Linked DNA regions of Homo sapiens: region 2 is linked to region 1. Evidence: chromatin loops called from intact Hi-C (ENCODE). Cell type or tissue: ovary. All regions are shown on one strand.

Region 1 (2,500 bases):
AACAACAACAAAAAAGTATTGAAGCCTACCTTAAATTTCATCTAGGGACAAAAGGAGGAACTAGCCCACCAAGCAGGTTTAAAGGGAGTGTCGGACACAAAAATGACATGCCCCATATTGCAGTCTAGAAGGAACAACACGGTGAATTGTCTACTGCAGGTAAGCCAGGGGTGTTACAGGCGTCCTGAAAGGATACAGCGCAGGGTGCTGCAGCCAGGCAGTAAACAGTTGTATTTCTCTTTTCTCCACTGTCCTAAAGAGACTGCCCTGGGTGGCCCCTGCCTCGATTAGGTCACCAGATAGTTGCATTTGCCCTCCTCTGCCAACTCCCTAAGGTCAGGGTGGTGGCGTGCGGATTCCTAGCAGACTGCACAAGGTCTGAGGAAGGCTGGGTGGTGGACACACAGTTGATTAGTGATAGGAACCATGGTGGAGGCTTGTCAAAAGTCAACAGAAAGACAGACCAGCAGGGGTTGCCTGATTCTACGTGGAGCCCTGAGGCTGGGACTCAGCAAGAGCGGCAGGAGGGGACTGAGCGTGCTTTTAAGGACTGTTCAGAGAGCAAGGGGACCCAAAGGGAGAAGGAAGTGCACACCCTGACACAGAGAGTGAGGTGGAGACCCCAGCCGTGTCACAGAGCAGCGTGGGCTGGAGACTAAGCGCGGGGTGCAAGGGCTTCATGCGCCCTAGGGAGGAGGTCACTGTGGGCAAGAGGTGGAGTGGGGTGTATGGAACAGCCAGGCACTCGCAATGAGTCCATCTCTCAGTTCACCCCGGTCAGCCCTAGACTTCTGGGCTAGCCCAGCCGCTCCTTGCGTCCTGGGATGGGCTGCAGGCCTGCGAGTGGCAGGCGCAGCCCGGCTGCAGGAGCGCGGCTGGGGCTGGCCGCTCTCGCTGCCCTCTCTCCGGAACTGTTTTTTTCTGTCCTGGTCTCTGAAAGCCTTATTGATTGCTCAAAGTGAACTTCTCAGCCCACGGTTTCCTCACCCCCGGGGCAGCTTGCATTTCCTCTGCCGCGGCCTCTGTCGCCTCCCCTCCCGCGCGCCTCGGCCTTTTACATTTCAAATGCTCGACAGCTGGGCCAACTTCTGCTTCCGCCCAAAGAAGGGCTCTTTGCCGCTCACAATGGCCGGCCAGTGGCGCGGGGGCTCTTTTCTCTCCAGCTGTGAGAGAGGCTTTTTCAAAGGCCGGGGGGAAGCTGCCGTCCAGCTGCGCGCCTGGCCGCGGGGGCCCTGCATGCTAATCAGCGGCGCGCAGAGCCGGGCTCCGTGGGGCCGCGCAGATGCGCCCTCTCCGCCCGCAGAGCCTTCCGGGCAGGTGAGGCCAGGCCGGCCGGGCGTCACCGCAGGTGTGCACTCCGCGCGCGCACTCAGCTCGCTTTGGTGTTTCTCCAGGCCCTCAGGGCCCACCACTCCTAGTCCCAGCCCACAGGTCTGCCCGAGTCTCCGCCCAGGAATGTGGTCCTGACGCAGGGTGCTGGAACCAGGCTTCTGTATGCACTAGAGAAATGCCCTTGGCTCTATGACGGTGACCACAGAACCTGGACACACTGGGTGGGGGCGGGGGCCGGGGGTGGTGGTGGAGTCCTGATCCTGGCCACAGCCAGATGATTTTTGGAATAACCCGGCTTCAACTTGTTCATCACAGTTTATTCCCAGTTGAGTGCTTTTGTTCACCCTGGTCTTTATTTTGGGAGAATCTTCTGCTTTGTACCATGAGCGTCACTGCCTGTGGAAACCCTCTCCATCTGTGAAGTCCTCTTTCATATGGCCTGGCCGTCCATCCCCGCAGGCATTCCAAACGTCTTCTCTTTGGAGCACCGTGTTATTTCACCGTGGTATTTTGCTTGTCTTTAATAAGAATACCAAAGATACATAGTAATTGAGGCTTCACTAAGTTCCAGGTGCTAAAACCTGTCACATGCATTAATCTCATCGGGGTTGGTACAGTCCCTCAACACTGGAATTGTACAATCGTCATTTTATATGCTGGGGACCAGGGCACAGAGGCTGAGTGCTGGCAGGGCCATGGCTACCATGGCTAGATGCCCCGCAGCCCCCCGCCCCCACCCCCACACTGCCTTGTGTAGGTGTCCTCTCTATGTGTCTGATGGCTTTCCTGGGACTGGAATCTCCTTTAGGACTGGACTCTAGCATCTTTCCTCTTGGTGATCCGTAAAGGGCCCGCCTTGCAGACACAAGGGATAAAGGAGATGGAAAAGTGGCATCCGGAAATATCCTGAGCACCCACACTGCCACCTGCAGTAGGATCATCCCTGTCACACATGTGACTTCACCCACGCGGCCACCCACAAGGAGAGTTCTTAACTTCACCATTTTTTTAAATGATAAACATTAGATTTTGGGTGTACTGGACAGTAGAAAACAAAAATGTATATAACAGCTCCCGTTACTTATTATGGCTACTTGTATTGATGTGGCTCATGGGCTGCTCTCAGAGTGGATTTCTTCAAGGCGTGATGGACATGAGCTCCAGCTTC
Region 2 (2,500 bases), 1.3 Mb after region 1:
CATTATAAGTAGAATGGCGTGTGTACTTCCACGTATATGATTATGCCACTTCTTGGAATGTGGTCTTAGTTTTAAGTTAATTCTCCACCTAGGGACAACGCTGTAAGTTTTATTTTACAAACATAATCTTCTAAATAAGCTCTAAATAAGTTTCATCAGTTCTGAGAGAAAGTTCTTAAGCACACAATTCTTCAATATTTGATGTTTCAAAAATCCTATGGAAGCAAGTTAGGCAGAGAAAAGGACAAGGCCATTCTTAATGTTGTAATTTTACCAGAGTTCGCCAAAGCCTCCCAGGGGAGGAAAAAAAAAAGACTTCTAAAAAATGTCAACTGAAACTTTAATTGCCTGAAGTAAAATATTTTAAAGAGTGAAAATTTCAAGTTTAAATTTAATCCAAACCAGTTAAGTTGATTCAATCTAAAAATATCTTGACTGGGAAGGAAATTTTTGGACAAGTTTGTCAAGTCCTGGCTTTGTACCTGACAATGACTTTTAGAGAATCATCCCCAAACAAGTAGACGCCCTTGAGTGCTCTCCCTGCAAACCGCGTTTGCTGCAGGGCAATGCCAGCTCACACAGGCCAAGGGGTAAAAAGCAGGACTCTTCCTGCTAATTATTTTTGTTGTATCATCTATTGTCTACAGGAACAAAACATCCACCCTAGCGAGCTGCTCCTGCAAAAACGGGGACACCTCTTGCCACTGAAAGTCTCTGACGTGTCGATGGAGTTACACTGATGTATTAATTTATTCGGCAAACATGCATGGGACTACGCCAGGCGTGGCTCTAGGTGCTGCCGACACTGGGATGAAACAGCCGGGATCCCTGCCCCTGTGGAACTTGCATTCCAGCAATGGGAGACAGACCATGAGTGTGTCTCATATGCATTCGAAGACAAATAAAGCAGGGAAAAAGAGGAGACAGAACCTAGGTGACCAGTTATGAAGTATGAAGGTGTTGTCTTCTGTCCTCAACCTCCGGTCGCCGGGACCCTGCAGAGCTCAGCCGACTCCGGGTTAGCATGGCCAGTTGGGGGCGTGAGAGAGCAGCCGCAGCGGGGCGGCGGGAGGATGGGAGCGGCCGCAGCCCGTGTGCTTCCCGGGGACTTCCCGTCCACCTGGGGGTCCCAGCAGCCCCGCCCAGCACTTCTTCACCCTGGCCTCCCTGTGGCTGCGCCTGAATCCAGACCGCGCTTTTCCCCACACTCAGAGGACCAGCCTGATGGCCCCCGTCCCTGAGCCTGCGGCCCCTGCATAGAGGCTCTACGTCCCAGGCACAGGGACCCTCCTCCAGCTTCTGAGCTTCAGTCACTCCCGCCTTTCCCCTCTGCTCCCTCATCCTGGGGGGCATGCTGCCTGCGGCACTGCCTCGGTGACAGCTTGGAGTGCTGTCTGTTCAGCTCCCCAGTTAACACATTCTAGCTAGTTAGCAAGCTTACTCTCTCTCTGAGAGCTCGGGGGGTTTCTGTCTCCTGACGGGGCCCTGACTGGTACCCCAGGCTCCATGAGAGCACCGTGGACAACAGGAGCAGCCGAACACGCAGAATCTGCGGGAAGGGGAATCGGGCAGTGGGTGCGGCCCGTGCAAAGGCCCGGCGGCAGCAGCCATCCAGGGAAGTCCCACCTGAAGGCAGTGAGGGGCGGTGGGAGTGGTGACGGGGAGGGGGTGGAGGGGGCTGGGAGCTGGTGGGGGGCTGATGGGGGGCGGTGGGGGCAGTGGGGGCTGGCGGGGAGTGGGGGAGGGCTGGTGGGAAGTGGTGGGGGCTGATGGGGGGCAGGGGAGGGGGCTGGGGGGTGGTGGGACGGTGGGGGATGGTACGGGGGTGGGGGAGAGCTGTTGGGGGGAGGTGGGGGGATGGGGGCTGGTGGGGGAGAGGGCTGGGGGAGAGCGGTGGGTGGTGGGGGAGCGGTGGGGCATGGTGGGGGACAGTGGGCCGGAGCAAGGCAGCCAGGGGCCCAGTGCGAGGAGAGGAGAACGGACAGGATGGGGGAGGCCCATCACACCCAGCCTCACAGGCCGCGCTAAGAGCTTTGGCCTTTACTTTGTGTAAACTGGGACCTTGGAGAGCTTTGCGCAGGAGAGTGATGGAACCAAACTATTTAGCAGCCACATTTCTTTTAATGTTTCTCGTTTATAGGTTACACATTTGTTGTTATTATTATTGATTTAATAATACTGTGTCAAGATAAAGTTGTCAAAATCACGGCACCCAAACTTCACATTATAAAATTTTAATCACAACCTGTTTTATCACAATCGCTTTGCAGCAACGGAAATTATTCGTAGTAATTATTAAGTTGGTGCAAAATTATTTGTGGTTTTTGCCATCACTTTTAATGGCAAACGCCGCAAATAATTTTGCACCAACCTAAATATTATAACTAAGGAAACGAATAGAATGGTGTGCATCAGAGGTACCTCCGCCAGTGCTTACCCCGTTTGTTATAGAGGGACGGGTTGTCCCTGCTGCTTTTTTATGGAGCGCTATATCAAAAGG

Evidence for each region. Hi-C counts contacts between places; a loop is a spot of excess contacts. Peaks named below come from ENCODE experiments on the same cell type or tissue, not always from the same donor. Only the 100,000 strongest peaks of a DNase experiment are listed, where the experiment ranks them.
Region 2: it touches region 1 in a loop (5-fold over the local background); 100 of 110 quality-filtered maps call a loop at or near these places.

Annotation. Positions count from the first base shown.
Region 1 is chr2:7,430,135-7,432,634 of GRCh38, forward strand. LOC100506274 (a long non-coding RNA gene) reads left to right here. Exons shown (of 6, transcript NR_038432.1): 4 at 46-159. Among named protein-coding and RNA genes, the nearest start is that of LINC01871, 290 kb to the right of the region's middle. RefSeq lists enhancers at 1-685, 686-1,419. In ovary, no CTCF peak of the experiment used is centred here; a DNase peak (open chromatin) is centred at 1,047; H3K4me3 peaks cover 626 bases.
Region 2 is chr2:8,692,402-8,694,901 of GRCh38, forward strand. No RefSeq gene overlaps it. Among named protein-coding and RNA genes, the nearest start is that of ID2, 12 kb to the left of the region's middle. In ovary, a CTCF peak has its summit at 1,048 (motif pointing right); a DNase peak (open chromatin) is centred at 1,020; H3K4me3 peaks cover 257 bases.